Linked DNA regions of Homo sapiens: regions 1 and 2 are each linked to region 3. Evidence: read pairs that join two places in POLR2A ChIA-PET (ENCODE). Cell type or tissue: MCF 10A. All regions are shown on one strand. Each heading gives the region's core, and the rest is flanking DNA. Links, peaks and the distances in the headings are about the cores only. Region 1 overlaps USP32 (ubiquitin specific peptidase 32). Region 2 overlaps USP32 (ubiquitin specific peptidase 32). Region 3 overlaps USP32 (ubiquitin specific peptidase 32).

Region 1 (6,976 bases), core at 815-5,814, 100 kb after region 3:
TAAACAAACACATCTTTAAGAACTAAAATGATGACAACAACAAAGGACAAAAAGACAATGAAAATAATGAAGAAATACAACTACCAAAAATGGGAAAGGTTCTACTTTGACACCAATCCAAAAAAAACCAATTAAAACAAGCTACCATTTTAGATTACTCAATTAGCAAAGAATTTTTTGCAAATGATAATACCAAATGCTGAAAGGGTTTTAGTAAATTAACACTCAGATTCCACTTTCAAAAAATTATTTGAGGCTGGATGCAATGGCTCACACCTGTAATCCCAACACTTTGGGAGGCCGAGGCGGGAGGATCACTTGAGGTCAGAAGTTCAAGACCAGCATGGGCAACATGGCAAAACCCTGCCTCTACAAAAAAAAATACAAAAAAAATTAGCTGGGCATGGTGGTGCCCACCCAACCACTCAGGAGGAGGCTGAGGTAGAAGGATCCCTTAAGCCCGAGAGGTCGAGGCTACAGTGAGTTGTGATCACACCACTATACTCCAGCCTGAGTGACAGAGTGAAATGCTACTGTCTCAAAAAAAAAAAAAAAAAAAGAAGAAAAGAGAAAAAAATACATTTTGAGCAGCAAGTTGTGGTGGCTCAATGCTTGTAATCCCAGCAACTGGGAGGCTGAGGCAAGAGTGTCTCTTGAGGCCAGGAGTTTGGGACCAGCCTGAGCAACATAGCAAGATCCCATCTCTAAAAAAATTAAAAGTAGCAAGGCATGGTGGCTCATGCCTATAATCCCAGCACTTTGAGAGGCCAAGGCTGGAAGATTGCTTGAGACCAGGAGGTTGAGACTATCTTAGACAACACAGTGAGACCCCCATCTCTACAATAAAAATAAAAATAATAAATTAATTAATTAAAAACAATTAGCTGGGTATGGTGGTGTGAACTCATAGTCCCAGCTGTTCCAGAGGCAGAGGCAGGAGGATTGCTTGAGCCCAAGAGTTCCAAGGCTGCAGTGAGCACCACTGCACTTCAGCCTGAGCAACAGGGGAAGACTCTGTCTCTAAAAATTAAAAAAAAAAAAAAAAAAAAAAAAATTAAATGGCCGGGCGCAGTGGCTCACACGTATAATCCCAGCACTTTGGGAGGCCAAGGCGGGTGGATCACCTGAGGTCAGGATTTCAAGACCAGCCTGGCCAATGTGGTGAAACCCCGTCTCTACTAAAAATACAAAAATCAGCCAGGTGCGGTGGCACACGCCTATATAATCCCAGCTACTCAGGAAGCTGAGGCAGGAGAATCGCTTGAACTTGGGAGGTGGAGGTTGCAATAAGCCAAGACTGCACTACTGCACTCCAGCCTGGGCAACAGAGCAAGATTCTGTCTCAAAAAAAAAAAAAATTAAATGAAACACATGTATAAATGGCCAACATGCACATATAAAGGGTGTTCAACATCACTTAGTCAAGGAAATGCAGATTAATCCACATTGAGATACTACTTTCCAACAATCAGGATGGCTAAACTGAAAGACTGACAATATGAAGCACCAGTCCTGCAAGCTCCTTTCATGTAAGTAAAAAGGCCACATGAGACATTAGAAGAATAAACTGCCAACAACTCATAGTCTTGAAAGGAGACTTAGGCAAGTGACAGTGTTCAGGGTTGAATTAGTGATAAATACTTAGAATACTAAGCAAACACAAATAAAATCAGTCATCAGCTCCAAGGAAAACAAACATTGTGCTAGAAAAGTAATCAAAACTTACTACCTAATTTCAGCTGTGAATCCTACGCATATGCTCATAAGGTAAACATTTAACAGTTATCTAAAATTACCATATAACTATTGCGGTAGGATTAAGTAACAGGGAGAGGGGAAGGGGAAGTGGCTAAGGTGGAAGGAAGGGAGAGACAACTAAATTCTCATGCTCAGAAGTGGGAAGTCAACAGATAATGCTGAAACTGAAAAATCAATACCAAATACCAAAGATCAACTAAAAGAATACAAAGTGGTCTCCTCTAAGAGAAGGAAAATGCCAAGGAAAATTAAGGAGCTGGTTGTCATTTAACAAATCCTGGTCAAGCTATTAACACTTTAAACTACAGTTATGCATCACAAATGACAGGAATGCATCGTTAGGTGATTTCATCATTGTGCAGACATCAGCGTGCTTACACAAACTTAGATGGTATAGACTACTACACACCTAGGCTATATGGGATGGCCTATTACTCCTAGGCTACAAACCTACACAGCATATTACTGTACTGAATATTGGAGGCAACTGTAACACAGTATTTGTGTATCTAAACATATCTAAACATAGAAAAGGTATAGTAAAAATATAGCCTTAAAGATAAAAAAAAAAAAAAGTCCAGGCACGGTGGCTCACTCCTGTAATCCCAGCACTTTGGAAGACTGAGGTGGGAGAATCACTTGAGGCCAGGGGTTTGAGACCAGTCTGGGTAACACAGTAAGACCCCGTTCTCTACATTAAAAAAAAAAAAAGAAAAATTTCCCAGGCTTGGTGGCATGTGCCTCCAAGCTACTGAAGACATTGAGGCAGGAGGATAACTTGAGCCCTTGAGCCCAAGAGGTCCAGGCTGCAGTGAGCTATGATCATGCCACTCCAGCCTGGGTGACAGAGTGAGACCCTGTCTAAAAAAAAAAAAAAAAAAAAGACAAAAAAATGGTTCACCTAGGCTGGGCTTGGTGACTCACATCTGTAATCTCAGAGCTCTGGGAGGCCAAGGCAGGAGACTTGAGCCCAGGAGTTCAAGAATAGCCTGGCTAACATAGCGAGGTCTCTACAAAACATAAAAAACAAAAAAATCAGCCAGGTATGGTGGCATGCACCCATAGTCGCAGCTACTCTATAGGCTAAGGTGGGAGGATAGCTAGAGGCTAAAGTGGGAGACAATCTCTTGAGCCCAGGAGCTCGAGGCTACAGTAAGCCATGATCACGCCACTTCAATCTACCCTGGGTGACTGAACAAGACCCTGTCTCGAGACAAAACTAAAAATCTTTTTTTAAAAAAGGTACACCTATATAGGGCACTTACCATGAATAGAGCTTGCAGGATGAGAAGTTGTTCTGGGTGAGTCAGTGAGAGACTTAGGGGTGAGTCAATGTTGAAGTCCTAGCCCTAGGACATTACCATGGAGTACTGCAGTAGATTTTATAAACACTGTGCAATTCGGTTACACCAAATTTACTAATTTTTTCTTCAATAATAAATTAATTTTAGCTTACTGTAATTTTTTTTTTTTTTTTTTGAGACCAAGTCTTGCTTTGACACCCAGGCTAGAGTGCAGTGGCACGATCTTGGCTCACTGCAACCTGCACCTCCTGGGTTCAAGCAATTCTCGTGCCTCAGCCTCAGCCTCCTGAGTAGCTAGGATTACAGGCGTGCACCACCACAACCGGCTAATTTTTGTATATTTTAGGAGAGACAGGGTTTCACCATGTTAGCCTGGCTGGTCTCAAACTCCTGGCCTCAAATGATCCACCCGCCTCGTCCTCCCACAGTGTTGGGTTACAAGCGTGAGCCACCATGCCCAGCCAGCTTACTGTAACTTTTTTACTTCATAAACTTTTAAATTTAACTTGTTGGCTCTTATAATAACCCTTACCTTAAAACACATTGTACAGTGTCCAAAAATATTTTTTCTTTATATCTTTATTTAAAAAGTTTTTACTATTCATGTTTTATTTTCCTTTTTAAGCTTTCTTGCTAAAAATGAAGACATACACTTTGGGAGGCCGAGGTGGGCGTATCACCTGAGGTCAGGAGTTCAAGACCAGCCTGGCCAACATGGCAAAACCCATCTCTACTAAAAATACAAAAATTAGCTGGGTGTGGTGGCATGCACCTGTAATCCCAGCTATTTGGGAGGCTGAGGCAAGAGAATCGCTTGAACCAGGGAGGCGGAGGTTGCAGTGTGCAGAGATCACACCACTGCACTCTAGCCTCAGGGACAGAGTGAGACTCTGTCTCCAAAAAAAAAAGAAAAAAGACATAAACACACACCTTAGCCTAGGCCTACACAGCATCAAGATCATCAATATCACTGTCTTCCACCTTCACGTATTGTCCCACTGGAAAGTCTTCAGGGCAATAACACACATGGAGCTGTCATCTTCTATGACAATAATGCCTTCTTCTGAAATACCTCCTGAAGGACTTGCCTAAGGCTGTTACAGTTAAGTTTTGTTTTTTTTTTTTTGAGACAGAGTCTTACTCTGTCTCCCAGGCTGGAAGAGTGCACTGGCGTGATCAAGGCTCACCCCAGCCTGAACCTCCTAGGCTCAAGTGATCCTCCCACTCCAGCCTCCTGAGTAGCTAGGACCACAGGCGTGTGCCTAATTTTTGTATTTTTTGTAGAGACAGGTTTTCACCATGTTGCCCAGGCTGGTCTCAAACTCCTGGGCTCAAGCAACCCACCCAAAATGCTGGGATTACAGGTGGGAGCCACCACGTTCAGCCAACTTTTATTTAAATAAATAGAAGGAGTATACTCTAAAATAATGATTAAAGGTATAGTATAGTAAATGACTACATAAAAAAAGCAAAAAGCAAAAACAAGTAAATGGCTACGATGTCACTAGGCAATAGGAATTTTTCAGCTCTACTATTATCTTATGGGATCACAGTTGTGTATGCAGTCCATCGTTAACCAAAACATCATCATGCAGCACATGACTGTATAGGTATGTATAACATGGACAGAAACAGACATCTCAGAAAAAGCAAGATACAAAATTTTATGTACATTATGATTAAAACAATACTAAACACTAATTTGAAAAAAGAGTAACAGCAAATAATTAGCTGTGTTTGGTGATGAGATCATTAGTGAAATTTTCTCCCTTTATCTTCCAATCTCTTAGTAATCTTGTATATTGTTTTTTGTAATATTTAAATAAGTTTTACAAAAGTGCTGTTGGTGGCTGGTAGTTGATATTCCTGTTTGTCTTTGTTTATGAAGCTCCCTCCTTCTCTGTGGATACCACGCTTCTTCTTACCCTATATATCTATAACCAACTGTGAGAGAGTTTTTAATGTTTTGACAAAAAATTTTAAAGGTCACACAGAACAATCATAATCTTTTCCACTGATTACTATGATCCCTTTGAATAGTCTCAGCTTGCATGGTCATTTTTACAGTCCCATACTACTATGCAAACTGAGAAATGACTACATATAATATAGATTTACTCTCTATCTTAGTAATTTTCATCTTTATCATTGAGTACTTAAAGGAACGTCTACAATGCACCATAAACCATACAGCAGAATGTTAGAATTTTCACTATAAAACCAAACACGTCATATATGCACACCCATGAAGTGTACAAACAATACATACTAAATTATCTCTTAACACTATTTTTCCTTTTTCTGGTGTTTTGTTGTTGTTTGTTTGTTTGTTTTTGTGATGGAGTCTCGCTCTGTCGCTCAGGCTGGAGTGCAGTGGCACGATCTTGGCTCACTGCAACCTCCGCCTCCTGGGTTCAAGTGAGTCTCCTGCCTCAGTCTCCCCAAGTAGCTGGGACTACAGGTGCATGCCACCATGCCCAGCTAATTTTTATTGTATTTTTAGTAGAGACGAGGTTTCACCATGTTGGCCAGGGTGGTCTCAAACTCTTGACCTCAGGTGATCTGCCTGTCTCAGCCTCCCAAAGTGCTCGGATTACAGGGGTGAGCCACTATGCCCGGCCAAATCTTTAATTTCTAAACTAATTTGGAAAGACAGAAAAATTTGTATCTTCCTATGTGTGTAATCAAAAAATAGTAGTCAAAATATTCATTGCATTTTCACTGTCACTCAATCTTTTGCCAATTATAATCTAATTTTTTTTAGTTTTTGTTTTTAGAGACGGGGTCTCACTCCTGTCGCCCAGGCTGGAATGCAGTGGCACAATCATGGCTCACTACAGCCTCAAATTTCTGGACTCAAGAAATCCTCCAGTCTAAGCTTCCCAAGGAGCTGAGATTACAAATGCGAGCCACTGAGCCCAACTATAATCCGATTTTTTATTTGTATATCTAATTATTAAATAATTTTATATATAATTGCACAATATATATTTTATGAAAAGTAACGGTTTCTAAGATGAAGAAAATCTAACCCCTTCCATGAGTTCCAGTATCTTATTATAACTACACTAAGCTACAATAATAGCTTAATATTAAACATTAATGTTTCTTCGACCTAAGGAAGCTGATTTTTAAAAATAATAAATATTAATTTTAAACACAGTATTAAAGTATTAATAATCAAACAAAGCCACGCAGTGAAATGACATTTGAATTTTGGGAAATTTTCTTTTTTTTTCCTTTTCTTTTTTTTTTGAGACAGAGTCTCACTCTGTCGCTCAGGCTAGAGTGCAGTGAGGCAATCTTGGCTCATTGCAACCTCTGCCTCCCGGATTCAAGCAATTCTCCTGCCTTAGCCTCCCAAGTAGCTGGGATTACAGGTGCCTGCCATCACGCCCAGCTAATTTTTGTATTTTTAGTAGACAGGGTTTCACCATGTTGGCCAGGCTGGTCTCGAACTCCTGACTTCAAGTGATCCGCCCGACTCCACCTCCCAAAGTGCTGGGATTACAGGTTGAGCCACCACACCTGGTAAGAATGTTGGGAAAATTTTTTCATACTAACACATTGGCATATCAGTTATCAGTTGGATAAAAGTTTTCTTCTATATATGAAGTTATAAAATGCCACTGCCCAGAGACAAAAATCTTCTGAAGAGGTATTAGATGAATGGCTGACAACATCGAATAAAAACGCACAAAGAACATTGTCATAATAAACTTTTGATATCCAAAGGGCTACATTTGAGGGGTTATATACCTAAAAGAAACCTTTTTCGGCCAATATTTACATCCCCCTTAAACTCACCTACTACTCTCTCTATATATATGCCCATTAAGATAGGATATCTTCTGAGAACCTGCCTCCAGAAATAAAGTCTTTAAAAAGTTTGGGCCAGGCACGTGGTTCACGTC
Region 2 (6,976 bases), core at 1,008-6,007, 84 kb after region 3:
TGACTTTGTGCCAAATGTCCATGAACAAATGAATCCAAAAAAGTATGATATAAGGCCAGGTGTGTGGCTCACGCCTGTAATCCCAGCACTTTGGGAGGCTGAGGCAGGCAGATCGCTTAAGGTCAGGAGTTCGAAACCAACCTGGCCAACAGAGTTTGCTCCCTCTCTACTAAAAATACAAAAGTTAGCTGGGCATAGTGGCGGTGCCTGTAGTCCCAGCTACTCAGGAGACTGAGGCAGGAGAATCACTTGAACCCAGGAGGTGGAAGTTGCAGTGAGCCGAGATAGCGCCACCGCACCCCAGCCTGGGCAACATAATGAGGCTCTGCCTCAAAAACAAAAACATAAAACTATGATACATTCTTATTATAGAATACTTTTCAGCATAAAAAGGAGAAAACGAAAGTGCTGATATATGCAACAACATGGATGATGCTCACAGATATTATACTAAGTAAAAGAAGGCTGATTAAAAAAAAGAGCAGATACTCTGTGATTCCCCAAGTTCTAGAACAGGAACAACTCATCAATGATGACAGGTCAGAACAGTTATTGCCTCTGAGGATGTGGTAAATTTACTGGTAAGAGGAACAAGTCAACTTTCATAGGTGATAGAAATGTTCTGTATCTTGTCAAAATGCAAGGACACATGACTTTTGTATTTTAGGATATAAAAATTTTCCCTCCAAAAAAACCTGTAAGGAGACCGATTGCCGGAATGGTAAAGACCTCTGAAAATCCATTCTTCTAAAAAAGCAGCAAGAACACTATCAAAAACTGTCAAAATCCAACTTTTTCAGAACTCTAGAAATCAACCAAATGCTTGCAATAATCCAAAGAGCTTTATTCCAGAAAAATGACTGAGCTGAGTGCGGTGGCAATCCCAGCACTTTGGGTGACTGAAGCAGATGAATTGTTTGAGCCTAAGAGTTTAAGACCAGCCTGGGCAACATGGCAAACACTGTCTCTACAAAAACTACAAAAATTGGTGGCACACGCCTGTAGTCTCAACTACTCAGGAGACTAAGGTGGGAGGATCACTAGCGCCTGGGAGGTCAAGGCTGCAGTCAGCCATGATCATGCCACTGCACTCCAGGCTGAGTGACAGCTCACTCTCTCAAAAAAAAAAAAAAAAGAGAGAGAAAGAAAAAAAAAAAAGAATGGCTGAACCTCTGTAAAAAAAAAAAAAAAAAAAAAAAAGCAGTATTTGTGGTGTTTTAACATGTTCTATTCCCATCACCTTCTCCCCAGCTATGCAATAGCTTTGAAAACCAAAAATCTCCCTAAGCTGTAAAAACCAACAGTCAAACAGCCACTGAAGGAGGCAGAATGGGTTTAGAGCTTCTCAAAAGAAGTGTCAATATTTGACCTATCTGGTAGCTCATTAAAAAGTTCCATTCTCAAGCTTTGTCTTTATTTGATCTGGCTTTGAGTTCACTCTACAAATAAAACTTTTTCCCCTGGCATTCTTCAAAAACAATCAGTGGCAACTATATAACTTCACAGCTGCCTGAGAAAGCAGTGGCAGATGGGGCTAACAAGAGGTTAACCAAAAAACATGAAAGGAAAACCTGGAAAACAGCAAGCCCACAAGGGCTTTGAAAGGCTCTGACATATTCCTGGAAATCCAAAAGGCCACCTGCATATGGAGAGCTGTGCATGTGCCCCAAAATTCCCATATCTCTCACTTTGGCTGACCTTAAACCTCCACACAAGCAGGAAGTGAAGGCTAAAGCAGAGTTGCAAACTGACTGTACAACATTTGAACACACACCCGAGTAGTATAGAACCCCTCCGCCAAGGCTGAACTTATAGGTTCAAGGCATTTTTAAAAGTCTCTGTCCAATCTTAGCTGACCACTAAGCTAAATAAGCACACACAAAAAAGAATACACACTTTATAAAATCAGACCAAGAAAGTCACTAAGCAAATAAATAATAGCAGGAACAACAACAAATAGCAGTAACAAACCTTAAGGTAGGGAATCCAATTTCCAGAGCTGCCACACTACAGTACTTAAAATGTCTCATTTTCAACAAAAAATTGCAAAGCATTTAAGTAAGAAAATGAAGCCCATACACAGGAAAAAGGGCATTAAATAGAAACTGTCTGTAGGCAAGTCCAGACATTTGATTTACTAGGTAAACACTTTAATGAACTATTTATAAACAAGTTCAAAGAAGAAAAAAAAACATGCCTAATGACTTCAAGTATGAGAACACTGTCTCACCAAATGGAGAATATCAATAGTGAGATGAGATGGATATTATAAAAAGAAACCAATTAGCAATTCTGGAGTTGAGAAGTATGAGGTTGCAGTGAACTATGATTGCATCACTGCACTCCAGCTGGGACAACAGAGTAAGACCTTATCTCAAAAAAACAAAACAATTGCAAAATTTGAAGACAGTCAATTTTGATTATCCAGTCTGAGGAACAGAAAGAACAACAAATGAAGAGGCCAGGCACTGGCTCACACCTCTAATCCCAGAACTCTGAGTGGTCCAGGTGGGAGGACAGCTTGAGACCAGGAGTTCAAGACCAGCCTGGGCAACAGAGGGAGACCCCATCTCTACAAAAAATAAATAATAATTAGGCAGGCATGGTGATACACGCCTATGGTTCCAGCTACACGGGAAGCCAAGGCAGGAGGACTGCTTGAGCCCAGGAGTTGGAGGCTGCAGTGAGCTATGATTGAACCCCTGCACTCCAGCCTGGGCAACAGAGCAAGACCCTGTCTCTTAAAAATAAAAATAAATATATATATGATATGTAGACCAAGCAAGCAACAGAGCAAGACCCTGTCTCTTAAAAAATAAAAATAAAAATATATATATGTAGATATATCAGTACATTCATAGTCATACATCTCTTGCTGACAACTCCCAATTCCTTATACAAAAGGACAAAAATGTCCTAAGGGTACCTTTATCTTTCCAAGTGATTAATAGTAGTTAATATCATTAAACATTCTCAGGCTGAAGCTGAATTAATCTCTGGAAAGGACTGGATGACTCAGCAGTGAAGAGTATTCATATTCTCAAGCATTGGCATTTAGATACTTTTTTTTTTTTGAGACGGAGTTTCACTCTTGTTGCCCAGGCTGGAGTGCAATGGCGCAATCTCAACTCACTGCAACTTCCACCTCCCAGGTTCAAGCAGTTCTCCTGCCTCAGCATCCCAAGTAACTGGGATTACAGGCATGTGCCACCACACCCAGCTAATTTTGTATTTTTAGTAGAGATGGGGTTTTCACCATGTTGGTCAGGCTGGTCTCGAACTCCTGACCTCAGGTGATCCACCCGCCTCCACCTCCTAAAGTGCTGAGATTACAGGTGTGAGCCACCACACCCAGCCCTAGATACATTTTTAAATGACTTTTTCCATTTAATTGTCTGCTTCATCTAGCATTCCCATAGTATTGTTTCTACTACTTTTTTATTGCAAATATAGAGTATTTCAGCTATACTATGACTTAATTTTCTGTAAGCCACCACCCTATGAACCTAATCATCACTTATAACATTGTTTCTACGGAAAAATAAGTTTTAAATTCCAGATGAACTTTTGAACACAATCCAGGCTGGGCATGGTACCTCACACCTGTAATCCCAGCACTTTGGGAGGCTGAGGCAGGTGGATCACTTGAGGTCAGGAGTTCGAGGCCAGCCTGGCCAACATGGTAAAACCCCATCTCTACCAAAAATACAAAAATTAGCCAGGTGTGGTGGCGGGTACCTGTAGTCCCAGCTACCTGCTAGGCTGAGGTGGGAGAATCATTGAACCCAGTAGGTAGAGGCTGCAGTGAGCCGAGATCATGCCACTGCACTACAGCCTGGGTAACAGAGGGAGACTCTGTCTCAAAAAAACATAATAAAAATAAAAATAAAGGTAATAGTCCTCTGTGCTTCAAGAATATAAAAGACCACTAGGAAAACAGAAGGTCAAGTAAGTTTTTAACATCTAAAAATGAGATTAAAAAATGAACATTATTCTTACAGAAGGAGTTTATCATAGATCTAATTTTGAGAAACTAGATGAGACCAGGATATTGAGGATGACGGTGCTTCGCAAGGTTTTGATATTACATCATGGGGCACCACTGACAACTAAGAAAATATAGCTTAGTCTATGATTACAGGGCCAACAGGGATGTCACTTGCCAAGATTGAGAATCTCTGGCTTAGGCCAAAAAGATTTAAAATGTTATAACACACAATAAATTGATAAAAATTTAAAATGCAAACCTTAGAACCAGAAGGTAGAGACACACGAGAGGTTCCAGCTGCTGCAAACTACTTCTCATTCCCTAACCACATTATGTTCACTGCTACTGTCCTTGCAGTGTCCTCTGCCTATGAGCTCCAATCATACTCTGAACAATCCAACATCCTTCAAGGCTTGGCTTAATGTCCCTCCTTTATTTTTTGGAAGCCTATTCTAATTGCTTCCATGCCCCACCACCTAAAATGTTAGGTGTCCCTCCTACAAAATAACTTTCCTTATAATCACTTATTCAATATCAAATTCTCAATGCTTTAACTTTAAAATAACACAGCTTATATTGTATGTTTATTGAATTGTATATCTCCCCTCTGCTCTTTAAGAACAAAGAAACTGCCTTATTTATATGTATCCCCAACACCCAGCAAAGAACCTTAAATATTATTGATATTTTTGGATAAAGACAGAATTTTTTAAATGATCAAATAAATGTGCTATCTATTCTCTTGTCCAAGGCCTATGCTTATTACTAAACCTCAGCATCTAGAACAACTTCTGACACACAGTAAGAACTCAGAAAAAATGTTTTTTCAAGCAGGACACAGTGGCTCAAACCTGTAATTCCAGAACTTTGGGAGGCTGAGATGAGAGGATCACTTGAGCCCAGGAGTTTGAGACCAGCTTGAGCCACACAGGGAGACCCTGTCTCTACAAAAAGCAAAAATATTAGCATGGTGGTGTGCACCTGTACCAGCTACTCAGGAGCTGGGAGCTACTCAGGTGGGAGGATCACTTAAGCCCAGGATTGGAGACTGCAGTGACCTATGATTGAACCACTATACTCCAGCATTCCATAAAGAATGAGACCTTGTCTCTGAAAATAATAGATAAATAAAGAGTTCATAGAAACATGACAATGTTTGTAAGACAAAGATTTTTTTTTTTTTTTTGAGATGGAGTCTTGCTTTGTTGCCCAGGCTGGAGTACAGTGGCGCAGTCTCGGCTCACAGCAAGCTCCACCTCCCAGGTTCACACCATTCTCCTGCCTCAGCCCCCCGAGTAGCTGGGACTACAGGCGCCCACCACCACACCTGGCTAATTTTTTTGTATTTTTAGTAGAAACGGGGTTTCACCATGTTAGCCAGGATGGTCTTGATCTCCTGACCTCGTGATCCACCTGCCTCAGCCTCCTAAAGTGCTGGGATTACAAGCGTGAGCCACCGCGCCCGGCCCTGTAAGACAAAGATCCTTAAACCTGGCCAGGCACAGTGGCTCACACCTGTAATCCCAGCACTTTGGGATGCGAGGTGGCCTTCTGACTTGAGGTCAGGAGTTTGACACCAGCCTGGCCACCATGGCAAAACCCCGTCTCTACTAAAAATACAAAAATTATTTTTTGTATTTTTACAAATACAAAAAATTTTTGTATTTGTATTTTGTATTACAGGCGCAGTGGCTCATGCCTGTAATCCCAGCACTTTGGGAGGCCAAGGTGGGTGGATCACCTGAAGTCAGGAGTTCGAGACCAGCCTGGCAAACATGGAGAAACCCCGTATCTACTAAAAATACAAAAGTTAGCCAGGCGTGGTGGCACATGCCTGTAGTCCCAGTTACTTGGGAGGCTGAGGCAGGAGAATTGCTTGAGCCTGGAGGTGGAGGTTGCAGGGAGGCAGAGGTTGCAGTGAGCTGAGATTGCACCACTGCACTCCAGCCTGGGCAACAGAGTAAGACTCCATCGCAAAAAAACAAACAAACAAAAACTAAAACTATACAAAATACATGCAGAAGTAGATGATAATGTGAAAAAAATGTGGTTGTTGTGCTGGGATTAATTTTTTAAATTAGTTTTTCATTACACAAGCAGTAAGTGAATGCATTCTTCTTCTAAATTCAAACAGTATACATAAAGTAGGCCGGGCGCGGTGGCTCACACCTATAATCCCAGCACTTTGGGAGGCCAAGGCAGGCAGATCGCTTGAAGTCAGGAGTTCGAGACCAGCCTGGCCAACATGGCGAAACCCCATCTCTACTAAAAATACAAAAATTAGCCAGGTGTGGTGGCACATGCCTGTAATTCCAGCTACAGGGGAGACTGAGGCAGGAAAATTGCTTGAACCTGAGAGGCGGAGATTGAAGTGAGCTGAGAACATGCCACTGCACTCCAGCCTGGGCAACAGAGCAACACTCTGCCTCAGAACAAACAAACAACAACAACAAAAACCCGGTATATATAAAGCTAAACATACCACTACCATAAAATCCTACTTACTTCCTCCCCTCAGTCCTAATCCCTCCCGTGCCCATTCAGTCTTCCCCAAGAGATAATCAGTTTGGTTTGTCTCCTTTCAGATCTTTTTCCATGCTTTTATAAGATGTACCCCCACAGAAACTTACAGCGGTTAGCATATAATACATATTATAATGCAACTTACTACATATAGATTTAGTTCATTCCTTATGTGCTGTATAGTTTTTCATTATATAACATTAGTAATATACAGGTATTCACTTACTGTTCATATTTAGGCTGTTACCCGTCATGAAAAACCATATACATGCCTCCTTAGATACATACAGAGAGTGCTTCTCCAGTGAGCACTAGGGTCATTCCCAGTTTTTTGGTCATTGCCAGACTTCCTTCCAAGTGGCTCTACCAATTTACATTCCCACAATTGTGCTTTTCCTAGCCTCTTGTTCACTATTGCTTAGTAGTTTCTACAATTCAACTTTTTAAAAATTATAGAAGAACCTA
Region 3 (6,976 bases), core at 898-5,897:
CTAACGCAGTGCCCTCAGTTTAGGGATTAGAAAACTAAAGCTCAGAGAAAATTACATGATTTGCCAAATATAAGTTTTAAAAGGTGAGAGCTGGAAGCAGAACCCAAGTATTCATATTCAAAATATGATTTTTATGATGTGCTCACAATTATATTTGGACTCCTTATTTTTAAAAAAGTAACAGCAGACTGGGCGCAGTGGCTCACGCCTGTAATCCCAGCACTTTGGGAGGCTGAGGTGGGCAGATCACCTGAGATCGGGGATTCAAGACCAGCCTGACCAATATGGAGAAACCCTGTCTCTACTAAAAACACAAAATTAGCCGGGCATGGTGGCACATTCCTGTAATCCCAGCTACTTGGGGCGCTGAGATAGGAGAATCGCTTGAACCCAGGAGGCAGAGGTTGCAGTGAGCCGAGATGGCGCCACTGCACTCCAGCCTGGGCAACAAGAGCAAAACTCTGCCTCAAAAAAAAAAAAAAAAAAAGTAACAGCACTAAGTTTAGAGCTAGAGAGCACCTCGGAGATGGTCTAGTCCAATAGTTTCTTCATCTTTTTTTGGAGGGGAGAATACAGCAATGGAATCTTCTTATGTAAAAGAAAAAAAGTAGAGGCACCCTACTGGAGGAAGAGACGAGGTCATGTGTGGAAACATGGAGCTCTGCCCATTCAGTGGCCACCACATGACTCCAGGCACTAGCTACTAATGCACCTTACTGGAACACAGTATCACAACCACTGCCTTGGTCAAACACATTTTATACATGAGCATGCTCGGGTGCAGAGAGCTAAACTGATTTATGCAAGGTTATAACAGGTAGAATATCAGGCTCAAGACTATAATAATAATTCCCATTTGTTTTTCCCCACTCCATTAAACCTGCAAACATATGAGAAGATGGTTTCTTAGAGTTAAAATGTATTGGTTACAAATATGAGATGGGCTCAGGTATGTTTACCAGTGAACATATGTAGAAAATGGAATGATCCCTACCTTCACTTAGAGATGGACGAATAGGTGGTGAAACCAATGGGCCAAATGTCTCTAAATCAAATCGTCCAGTCCGGGATTGAGCCTTCAATAACCAATAGCGTTTCTCAAGATCAATGATGTCTGATTCCTCCACTAAGGGTCAAATCAAAAAAGATTATAAAACCTCAGAATTCTCTTCTCAGGAGTTCAGTTCATCCTGATAATATATCTTCCACAGATATATTTTAGTTTCACAATTCAATTGCTAAAAAATAATCACGACCAAAAACAAAACTGAAATTTATTATATCCAAAATGGTAGGAAAATTAAACCAAAATAAACAAAATGAAGCTTTAAAACAGAAAAAAGAAATCTACAATTCCCCATTTAAGTAGGCTGTTAAATCCAACATTTAAAATAAAAATTAAGCTATTTCTTTTGGGTTTCCCACACCACTTTTACCTGTACTGATTTTTTTTCTTCTTTTTTTTTTTTTAAGAGACAGGGTTTTGCTCTGTCACTCCCAAGCTGGAGTGCAGTGACACGATCATAGTTCCCTACAGCCTCAAATTCCTGGGCTCAAGCCATCTTCCCACCTCAGCCTCCCAAGTAGCTAGGACTACATGTGTACGCCACCACATCCAGCTAATTTTTTAAAAACTTTTTGCAGAGATGGGGTCTCGCTATGTTGGTCAGGCTGGTCCCAAACTCCTGGTCTCAAGCAGTCCTCTCACCTCTGCTTCCCAAAGTGTTGGGATTATAGGTGTGAGCCACTGTGCTCAGCCATTTTTGTTTATTTTCAATCTCTATCTTGGATTTAAAGTTTCTATGTACAGCTTCTCTCCTGGCTAGACTGTAAACATCATAATGGCAGGACCTATGTCTGATTCATCCTGTCAATACAATTAATGACTTACACATTCAATACTTATTGAATAAATGAAAAAAGTCAGCACTGACAGAGAAGATGGAGTAGGAGTCCCTATGTGATAGCAATAGCAAAGCCATGAAAGCATGAACACCTGTCTCTCCTCATTCCTCAGAATATACATCAAAAATCGCAAATAGGCTCTAAACCATTTTATCTGTGTTTGTTTTTCCTCCAAGGAACTAAAGTAAAATTTACAAAGCGTACATAGGACATTTATTCTCAACTAAACACAGGAACCAAAGTGATCCTGTTAAAATATAAATCTAGAAATTTCAAATTCTGTCTATAATGGAGTAACTAGCACCAGACTTCACCTCCTACCACAAATTACTAGAAAACTGTATGAAATATATAAAACTATTTCTAGAAATTAGAGAATAAGCAGCATAGAACGGTGAACCTTGAGAGAGAGGAAACAAATAAGGTGAACCCTTTCATTACCCTGGATTTTTTCCCCACAGTCACTTTCCAGACCTAAACAAGGGATGAGTACTGTAAGCAGAGAGATTTCATTGAGTTAAGAAGATAGGTTGGAGGTAAGGTAGCTGAAATTTGCAAAACAGAGTACTGGAGAGGAAAGAGTTATGCCAAGAAAGGGCTCCAGAAATCTGCACATGTGTCTTACTGAGTTTTGGCAGAATAGTAAGCTGTGTATACATGAAGTGAATACAATGAGGCTGGGCTATGTACAAATGCCGGGAAATTTGTTTTGTTTTGTTGTTGTTTGAGACAGAATCTCACTCTGTCGCCCAGGCTGGAGTGCAGTGGCGTGATCTCGGCTCACTGCAACCTCTGCCACCCACCTGGGTTCAAGAGATTCTTGTGTTTCAGCTTCCCAAGTAGCTGGGATAGCAGGCATGCACCAGCATGCCTGGCTAATTTTTGTATTTTTAGTAGAGATGGAGTTTCGCCGTATCACCCAGGCTGGTCTCAAACTCCTGGCCTCAAGTGATCTGTCTGCCTCGGCCTCCGAAAGTGTGGGGATTACTTACAGGCATGAGTCACCGCACCCAGCCCAGATGCTAGGAAACTGTAAGCTAAAAAAGTCCTAGAGCTCATACAGGGCTGGGAGATGTCTGAGTTGTGACCAGCTGAAGTGGAAACACATTGTTGGACATTGGGAGCATTTGTGAACTCCAGAGGGTCTCTACTTAATAAACAGAGAAAAACTAACTCTAGAGTAAAGGCTACTCTAAACTTGTCCCAACAAAGCTTACAAACAATCCTGGAAAATATGGTGCTGATCCACAAGTAACTTAACTGCCTATCAAAATAAAACACAAGTTCCTTTTTTAAAGAGAGACAACAATCCAGATGCTCAGATACGTAACATCCACAATGTCTATCATCCAAAGAAAACATGAAAGTAGTAGAAAAATGTGACCCAAAATCAGGATTAAAAATTAGTCAATAGAGGGCTGGATGTGATGGCTCATGCCTGTAATCCCAGCACTTTGGGAGGCCAAGGTGGGTGGATCACTTGAGGTCAGGAGTTCGAGACCAGCCTGGCCAATATGGTGAAACCCCCATCGCTACTAAAAATACAAAAATTAGCTGGGCGTGGTGGCGGGTGCCTGTAGTCCCAGCTACTCCGGAGGCTGAGGCAGGACAATCGCTTGAACCTAGGAGGTGGAGGCTGCAGTGAGCCGAGATTGCGCCACTGCACTCCAGCCTGGGGGCAACAGAGCGAGACTCAGTCTCAAAAAAAAAAAAAAAAAAAAAAAATTAGTCAATAGAAAAAGACCTAGAAATAACAGATGATGTAATTAACAGGCAAAGCTTTAAAATGTCTATTGTAAGTATCTCAGGAATTAAAGAAAAACATGCCTATACTAAGGAAAGAAATGGCAACTATAAAGAAGTATCAACTGGAACTACTAAAGATGAAAAATACAATATTTGAAATTTAAAAAAATTCCCTAGAGGACTTAACAGCCAATTATAAACTAGACAGGAAAGATTAGTGAGCTTGAAGGACAGGCAATAGAAACTATCTAAATGATAGCATAAAGAGGAAAAAGGCTAAAAACGTATTAGAATCTTAGTGACCTATAAGATAATATCAAACATACATACAATTGGGATCCCAGAAAGGGATAGGCAGAAAAATATCTCAAAAAATAATGGCTGAAAACTTTCTAAAATTCATGAAAACTATATTCCCACAGATCCAGAAGTTCAATGAACCTTGTGTTAGAAAACTCAAAACCCTAACAAGGCAAGTCATAATCAAACTGGTGATGAAGAAAAAAATCTTAAAAGGAGCAAGATGGGGGAAAAACACATTACAAACAAAAGAACTAAGATAATAATTTATCTCCAGAAAAAAACCCCAGAAAGCAACAGGGAAGAAGTACTGAAAAAGAAAACAAAATTGTCAACCTCCAATTCTGTATCACGTGAAAATATTCTTCAAAAATAAATTCAAAGTACAGATTTTTTTTTTTGACAAATGAAGTGTTTTAGCAGAACCACACCAAAAGGACTATTAAAGGGCATTCTTCAGACAGCAGGAAGACCAGTTAAGTATCTATGTAAACAGAATAAGGCTAACAATGTTACTTCTCTGCCTCAAAACCTTTCAATACTTCCCCATGATCCTGCATGGCTTACACCCACAACTCCTTCAGATCTTTACTCAAATGTCACATTCTCAGACCATCCAAACCACACCACCTTCAAAGATACTCCTCTATCCCTCTTCCCTGCTCTACTTTACTCCATAATACTTATCAACTCTAATATAAAATTTATTCATTTGTTTTGTTTATTGAGCATCTCCCTTGATTAGAACATAAGCTTGAGGGCTGAGTTTCTGGTATGTTTTGTTCCCTGTTACAGTCTAACACCAGAATAATATCAGGCACATTTTGAGCACTCAATAAATAAGTTTAATGAATAAATGAGAAGTATTGGCCGGGCGCGGTGGCTCACGCCTGTAATCCTAGCACTTTGGGAGGCCAGGGCAGGCGGATCACCTGAGGTCAGGAGTACAAGACCAGCCTAGGAAACATGGTGAAACGCCATCTCTACTAAAAATACAAAAATTAGTGAGGTGTGGTGGCGTGTGCCTGTAATCCCAGCTACTCAGGAGGCTGAGGCAGAAGAATCGCTTGAACCTGGGAGGCAGAGTTTACAGTGAGCCGAGATTGCACCACTGCACTCCAGCCTAGACAACAGAGCAAGACTCCATCTCAAAAACAAACAAACAAAAAAGAATTATTTGTTGAGCTGTTTTATACATACATACACACACATACCCCCACACCCCTCTTCAGGATAATGCTAACTGTGATAAAAGATAACAATTAGTACCAGACATGACCTTGGCATCTAGTAACTTTCATTTATTTATTTATTTTTCCTGTTAGGTCAGTTTAGCAAAGTAACTCTTAAGTTACCTGGAAAGATAAGAACAAAGTTCCCTAAATTTCCAGGGCCTTCAAAGCATTTGATGTATTTTTTTTCCAAGACGGAATCTCACTCTGTTGCCCAGACTGGAGTGCAGTGGTGTGATCTTAGCTCACTGTAACGTCTGCCTCCTAGGTTCTAGCGATTCTCCTGCCTCAGCCTCCTGAGTAGCTGGGATTACAGGCACCTGCCACCATGCCTGGCTAATTTTTTGTATTTTTAGTAGAGACCTTGTCTCTATTTAAAAAAAAAAAAAAAGTATGGAGCAATAAAGATAAAATTTTCACAGAGGAATATACACTGTGTCATATAGTTTTGCTTTTTAAACTAAGTAACTAATTCACTAGATTGTAATCGCCTGATGGGTCAATGTTTGCAAAGGTCCAATTACTTTGGAATGGGATCTAATTTTTAAAATATATAACGGCTGGGCGTGGTGGCTCACACCTATAATCCCAGAACTTTGGGAAGCCGAGGTAAGAGGATTGCTTAAGTCTAGGGGTTTAGGACCAGCTTGGGCAACATAGTGAGACCCTGTTTCAACTTTTTTGTAATAAAATAAAAAATGTAAAACTCATACTAAAGAATGCTGTTTTCGTTTTTTAATGCTGAAGTATCTACTTCAAATATCCAGATAACTGAATTTATTTAAAAGGAGAGAGTATTTTAAAATTTTAGCAATAGGGAGAACAACAAAGGAATCTGATATATAAATTGAGATTCCTAAATAAGATGTCTGTCTATTCCATTTATGATGCTAAAAAGAAAAAGAAGCCTCTTTCATTCCTCCAGAGAAACACTAGCTTTTTCAAGTTCTAAACTCTTCCAAGTAGTAGATCAGCATACAAAAAAATCTAACCCTGAAACAAAAGGAAGATAGCAGTCTTGACGATAGAAACTGTTCTTATTTCTATACTTCTCAGTATTGAGAATATAATAGGTGTTCAATAAGTACTTCTGATTAATTGGTGTTTACATAATACAGTAAATTGAAACACAGAAAAATCATATTAACTGTGATTCTTTTTTTTACTTTGAAAACTATGTTAATCAATCTCCTTAAAAAACACAATTTCTTTGCTGAAGCAGAAATGTGGAAAGACAAGTAAAACATATTTACAAGAAAAAAATGATCAGATTGGTCATGGTCACCAGTGAAAAACATCCTTTAGTGCTGACGTTTAAGTGTATGTGATCTGTTCATTTTCTGGATATAGACTGCACATTCCTCAATCAAACATTTGTCAAAAGCAAGCTAAAGTAGATTACATATACATATATATATATATATATATAAAATTACCAAACATTTTACATGAATTGGCAGCTAAATTACTAGGAAGAGGGAGTTTAACTAACCTTATTTTCACTTACAGAAGTTTGAAGCAGTAATTTCAGTAGTTACTCTTTCTATTTGCAATGCATAAGTCACTATGAAAACTTAGTCTATTGGCTAAATAAGAATGAATTTATCACCCACCTATAGGTATAATTTTTTCTGGGTCACAACAGCAGTATACCATATTCCCAACATTCTAAGTAGTTCTTGGTCTGCACTTTGGGCCATCCTAATCAGGTCTCACCTCACCAAAGGCTCCAGCTGCAGACAACAACTCTTTAATGCCAGAAGTCAATCCTCATCAAAAAGGCCAGGCACATA

What was found. ChIA-PET counts read pairs that join two places held together with the same protein. Peaks named below come from ENCODE experiments on the same cell type or tissue, not always from the same donor. Only the 100,000 strongest peaks of a DNase experiment are listed, where the experiment ranks them.
Region 1: POLR2A ChIA-PET joins it to region 3 with 5 read pairs; 3 of 35 experiments call an interaction of 5 or more read pairs at or near these places.
Region 2: POLR2A ChIA-PET joins it to region 3 with 5 read pairs; 4 of 35 experiments call an interaction of 5 or more read pairs at or near these places.

Annotation. Positions count from the first base shown.
Region 1 is chr17:60,370,225-60,377,200 of GRCh38, forward strand. The region is part of intron 1 of USP32 (ubiquitin specific peptidase 32); the gene reads right to left. Among named protein-coding and RNA genes, the nearest start is that of USP32, 18 kb to the right of the region's middle. In MCF 10A, for the core only: no CTCF peak of the experiment used is centred there; DNase peaks (open chromatin) are centred at 2,707 and 3,067.
Region 2 is chr17:60,354,712-60,361,687 of GRCh38, forward strand. All of the region lies in intron 1 of USP32 (ubiquitin specific peptidase 32), which reads right to left. Among named protein-coding and RNA genes, the nearest start is that of USP32, 34 kb to the right of the region's middle. In MCF 10A, for the core only: no CTCF peak of the experiment used is centred there; a DNase peak (open chromatin) is centred at 3,030.
Region 3 is chr17:60,270,356-60,277,331 of GRCh38, forward strand. USP32 (ubiquitin specific peptidase 32) reads right to left here. Exons shown (of 34, transcript NM_032582.4): 6 at 995-1,126. Among named protein-coding and RNA genes, the nearest start is that of USP32, 120 kb to the right of the region's middle. In MCF 10A, for the core only: no CTCF peak of the experiment used is centred there; a DNase peak (open chromatin) is centred at 2,916.